Linked DNA regions of Homo sapiens: region 1 is linked to region 2. The links are chromatin loops, found by intact Hi-C in ENCODE. Cell type or tissue: adrenal gland. All regions are shown on one strand. Each heading gives the region's core, and the rest is flanking DNA. Links, peaks and the distances in the headings are about the cores only.

Region 1 (2,806 bases), core at 293-2,792, 120 kb before region 2:
CCACAAAAAACTTGTACACAAATGTTCATAGAATTATTAGTAATAGCAAGCAGGCAGAAATAATCCGAATGCCCATCAACTAACGAATAGATACACAAAATGTGATGTATCTAGACAACAGAGTATTATTCTGCCATAAAAAGGAACAGGCTGGGTGCGGTGGCTCACACCTGTAATCCTAGGACTTTGGGAGGCCGAGGTGGGTGGATCACAAGGTCAGGAGTTTAAGGCCAGCCTGGCCAAGATGGTGAAACCCCGTCTCTACTAAAAATACAAAAAAATTAGCCAGGCATGGTGGTGCACATCTGTAATCCCAGCTACCCAGGAGGCTGAGGCAGAGAATTGCTTGAACTCGGGAGGCAGAGGTTGTAGTGAGCCGAGATGGCACCATTGCACTCCAGCCTGGGCAAGAAAAACTTGTCACCCAGGATGGAGTACAATGGCGCAATCTTGACTCACTGCAACTTCTGCCTCCCGGGTTGAAGCAATTCTCCTGCCTCAGCCTCCCGAGTAGCTGGGATTACAGGCATGTGCCACCATGCCCGGCTGATTTTTGTATTTTTAGTAGAGACGGGTTTCACCATGTTGACCAGGCTGGTCTCAAACTCCTGACCTCAGGTGATCTGCCTGCCTCAGCCTCCCAAAGTGCTGGGATTACAGGCATGAGCCACCGTGCCTGGCTGATAATTATTCTTTAAAATATGACTAATACACAGTATGTTGACAAGCTTAATGGCAAACACTTCTTTTTAAATAACATGTTTATTGAGATATCATTCACGTACCATAATGAACTCACCCTTCCAGAGTGGATAATCCTATGGGTTTTGCATTTTGCAGTTATGCAAGCATCACCACTACCTCACTTTAGAACACTGTTGTCATCAGCAAAAGAAACCATGTGTACAATGACAGTCACTCCACACTCTACCACCCCTGAGAACCAGTCATTGAATTTGTTTCTATGGATTTGTCTATTCAGAGATACGCTTTTTTTTTTTGGAGATGGGGTCTTGCTCTGTAACCGAGGCTGGAGTCTCGGCTCACTGCAACCTCCGCCTCTTGGGTTCAAGCGATTCTCCTGCCTCAGCCTCCTGAGTAGCTGAGATTACAGGCCGCACCCGCCACCACGCCCAGCTAATTTGTGTATTTTTAGTAGAGATGGGGTTTCACCATGTTGGCCAGGCTGGTTTCGATCTCCTGTCCTTGTGATCTGCCCCGCCTCAGCCTCTCAAAGTGCTGGGATTACAGGCCTGAGCCACTGTGCCTGGCCAATAGATACTCTTATATAACATTTATGAGTATAATTAGTATACTTTCCACAGATGTCCGTTGACCCCACAATACAAATTCTAATGATCTGTTATTCAGAAATAAAAGCATAAACACGTTAAGATAAAGTACAAGGATGACTGCTCAAGTCCTGTTTAGAATAAACCTGAATGATCACCAAAAAAGCAAGGAGTAAATAAACCCAGCCGCACACACAGGCTCTCAGCAGAGGTACAAAAGAATATGAGGCAAGCCTGCAAGCTGAGGCAGTGCCATCAGGCAAAGCCCAGGGGAGTGGAGCTGTCTCCGTGACTGGAGAGAGTGGGCTGTGAAGTTTCCCAGCAAGGACTGCACTCAATCCCAGCAACACTTCCACCCTCTCCCACAACCATGCCCTGGAGGACAGAAAAGTGGCTGCAAAACACCACTTAAGCGCTCCAAGATAGCCTGGAGTGGAAGATAAAAGGTCCCAAGTGAGAAGGTTGGCAACATGTACCTAGCCTAGACTATGTCAGAGCAAATACCAAGTCTGGACAGGACTGTCCACATTAAGCATGAACAAAATAAAAAGGGATGATGACAAAGCAACAATACAATACACAACAATGCATAAAAGGGAAAGCAACAGGGAGGCAAAGCCGATTAAAGAACCCACTCTGGAAGAAAGTACAAGCCAAGAAAAGGAGTGACACTTCCCAAAAGCGATTGGCAAAATAAGTACGACTATATGAATCCAACAAATTAACAGTCAAAAGATGAGCTAAAACAAGAGACTAAGAAGAAAAGGGAGCTTGAACAGCTAAGAAAAAAACAGAACAAAATCAATACTATTATACATCTAATAATTTATAAAGATTGAGGAGTAGAAGAGAGAAAACTAAAAACTGTACTATTACGTTGGAAAACCTCGAAGCAAGCCAATGCATCCATCAGAAAAAAGGTTAAAGTAAAGACCTATGCGGAGATCAAAGTTATCTACAACGTATGTAAAAAACTGGAACTCAATAAGTGAAATAGAAAACAACATTAAGGAATAACACACAGAAAAACTTCGTTGAAAAGAACTGAATCGGCAGACTGAACAAGCATACCACATACCAGAAGAAAAAAGAATATGGACGGCCGGCCACGGTGGCTCACGCCTGTAATCCCAGCACTTTGGGAGGCTGAGGCAGGTGGATCACGAGGTCAGGAGATCGAGACCATCCTGGCTAACATGGTGAAACCCCGTCTCTACTAAAAATACAAAACAAAATTAGCCAGGCGTGGTGGTGGGCGCCTGTAGTCCCAGCTACTCGGGAGGCTGAGGTGGGAGAATCACCTGAGCCCGGGAGGTCAAGGCTACAGTGAGCCCTGATGGTGCCACTGCACTCCCGCCTGGGCAACCAGAGTGAGGCCTCAGGAGAAAAAAAAAAAAAAAAAAAAAAAGCAAAGCTTCCTACAAGGGAAGAAATCAAACCAGGCTGGCCTTAAGACTTCTCCAGATCAACATTCAATGCCAGAAGACAAAATTCTGAGGGTAAAGCCACATAAC
Region 2 (2,806 bases), core at 61-2,560:
CTTGGCCTCCCAAAGTGCTGGGATTACAGGCATGAGCCACAGCACCCAGCATATATATATACTTTTTTTTTTTTTTGAGACAGAGTCTTGCTCTGTCGCCTAGGCTGCAGTACAATGGCGTGATCTCAGCTCACTGCAACCTCCGCTTCCTGGGTTCAAGCAATTCTCCCGCCTCAGCCTCCTGAGAACCTGGGATTGCAGCCTCCCGAGAACCTGGGATTGCAGGCACCTGCTGCCATGCCCAGCGAAGATTTTGTATTTTTAGTGGAGACGGGGTTTCACCATGTTGGCCAGGTGGGTCTCAAACTCCTGACCTCGTGATCCACCCGCCTTGGCCCCCCAAAGTGCTGGGATTACAGGGGTGAGACACCACGCTCGGCCTTTATATATATTTTTAGAGAGGGGGTCTCATTTTGTTGCCCAGGCTGGTCTTGAACTCCTGGGCTCAAGCAATCTTCCCGCCTCAGCCTCTCAAAGTGCTGGGATTACAGGCATGAGCCACCGTGCCCGGACATATCAAAAGCTTTAAATGAAAGAGCTCCAAGACCAACTGGTCCAAACCAGATGAGGAAACTGAGGCACAGGAAAAGGGTGTGGTTTGCTCAGGGTCACACAGCCGGGATCAAAACCAGGACTCTTGACACCCAGTCCAGTGTTACGTCCTCTCCCCTGAGCTTCCCACCCCCTCCTGGGCAGCCCCTCCGCTGGGCCGGTCCCCCTACATCAGCTGGGGCAGAGGCCTACCCCGTGACGAGGGAGGTGAGGAAGCTGAGCACGGGCAGCAGGACCTCATGGCTGATCCGGGGCAGGATGTCCATGAGTGTGGTGTCTGAGAGGTACACGATGATCTTCTGAGTCAGCGTCACCGCGGCCAGCAGCCCCGCCTCCTTACGGCTGTTCAGTCGGCTGGGGCCTGAGGCACTCCCTGGGGCCACCTAGAGCCACCGAGCAGATGAGGGCCGGGCAGCCCCACAGACCCCCTGGCACCAAGAGAGCCCGGGCCGGCCCTCAGGTCCTCAGCCTTCCCAGCCCCGGGCCTGCCAAACCAGCGACTGACCAGGTAGCTGATGTAGGGCAGGTACTGGTAGGTGAGGACAGGCTCCCCATACAGGCGGGCGATGTGGAGGAGGCAGCTGAGCACAGGCCCTGACACGATGTCGCCCAGGACCGGCCTCTTCTGGTAGATGTTGCCGGCGCTCAGCGGTGGGCTCTCGCCACTGCTCACTGTGAACTGCTGCCGAGTGGGTCCTGCCACGGAAGGGCCAGCAGCCCTGAGTCGCCAGTGGAGGGCCGGGGGTAGCCTGGCCCTGCAGGGCTGTGCTGGCCGCTTGAGCTCACTCTAGCTGGGGGCCCAGCCTGGCCCTACCCAAGGCTGGCACTTAGACTGGGACCCAGCACCTGGCCGGGGGGTGGTTTGAGGGAGGGGTGGGAAGGATCCCCGCCGGAGAGCGCTGAAGCTAGGCAGAGGGCCTGGGAGAAAGCCTCATCTCCAGCACTGACCGCAGGCCTCCTTACCAACATAACAAGACGTCAGCAGGCGGAGCAGGTTCCGGGCCACGTGGCGAGAGGCCACTGTGGGGCCGAGCTTGGCAGACAGCCAGCGGACCATCTTGCAGGCTGTATCTGCGGGGTGGGAGCAGGCCCTGAGCTCCTCAGATAACAGGGGCTCATCACCCCTCCCACCCCACCCCACGGCACCCCACTCAACCACCTGCGGCTGCAGCTCTGCCAAGAGCCCAGCCCGGGCCGGCTGTCCCACACCACCCCCTCCACGTAACAGCGGCAGAGGTGCCCAGGCCCTGGCCTGTGGGACTCTGGCTGCCGCAGGTTCCTCTCCACAGGCACGACCCGCAGGAAGTTAGCCTGCCCGTGGGTCTTCTGAAACTCCTTAACAAGGCCTGGCCCGGCCCTGGCCACCTTCCCTCTGGCCTCTCTTCCCTCCACTCCCTCGGTCTCGCCATAACGGCCTTTCCCTGCTTCTCTTCTTCTTCTTCTTCTTTTTTTTTTTTTTTGAGACAGAGTCTCGCACTGTTGCCCAGGCTGGAGTGCAATGGCACAATCTCAGTTCATTGCAACCTCCACCTTCCACCGCCCTGACTCTCCTCCTTGAACCTCCGGGTTCAAGCGATTCTCCTGCCTCAGCCTTCCAAATAGCTGAGATTACAGGCACCCTCCACCATGCCCAGCTAAGTTTTTGTATTTTTAGTAGAGATGGGGTTTCACCATATTGGCCAGGATGGTCTCAATCTCCTGACCTTGTGATCCATCCGCCTCAGCCTCCCAAAGTGCTGGGATTACAGGCGTGAAGCACCGCGCCCGGTCCCCCGCTTCTCTTCTTTAATGGAACATGACAGCCTCAGAGCCTCACACATGCTGTTCCCTCAGCCTTCAGACTTTCTTTTTGCCCATTTTTGTCTACCTTCTTCCTACTCCTCCTTGAACCTCAACTGTCTCTCCTTTTAAGGAAGCCTGCTCTGACCCTTGAAAACTAGATGTAAAAGCACCATTTTTTTTTTCTTTTTTGAGACGGAGTCCCGCTCTGTTGCCCAAGCTGCAGTGCAGTGGTGTGATCTCAGCTCACTGCAACCTCCACCTCCTGGGTTCAAGTAATTCTCCTGCCTCAGCCTCCTGAATAGCTGGGATTACAGGTGCCCGCCACCACGCCTGGCTAATTTTTGTATTTTTAGTAGAGATGGGGTTTCACCATGTTGGCCAGGCTGGTCTCGAACTCCTAACCTCAAGTGATCCTCCTGCCTCGGCCTCCCAAAGTGCTGGGATTAGAGGCGTGAGCCACGGCGCCCGGCCG

The links. A loop is a pair of places that touch in the nucleus more often than their neighbours do. Peaks named below come from ENCODE experiments on the same cell type or tissue, not always from the same donor. Only the 100,000 strongest peaks of a DNase experiment are listed, where the experiment ranks them.
Region 1: a loop joins it to region 2, with 2.0 times the contacts of the local background. A loop is called at or near these places in 10 of 110 quality-filtered maps.

What each region holds. Positions count from the first base shown.
Region 1 is chr17:1,846,206-1,849,011 of GRCh38, reverse strand. All of the region lies in intron 4 of RPA1 (replication protein A1), which reads right to left. Among named protein-coding and RNA genes, the nearest start is that of RPA1, 18 kb to the right of the region's middle. In adrenal gland, for the core only: no CTCF peak of the experiment used is centred there; a DNase peak (open chromatin) is centred at 1,647.
Region 2 is chr17:1,729,197-1,732,002 of GRCh38, reverse strand. WDR81 (WD repeat domain 81) reads right to left here. Exons shown (of 10, transcript NM_001163809.2): 2 at 1,516-1,623; 3 at 1,058-1,248; 4 at 745-935. Among named protein-coding and RNA genes, the nearest start is that of WDR81, 5.9 kb to the right of the region's middle. In adrenal gland, for the core only: no CTCF peak of the experiment used is centred there; DNase peaks (open chromatin) are centred at 1,072, 1,572 and 1,777; H3K27ac peaks cover 2,127 bases.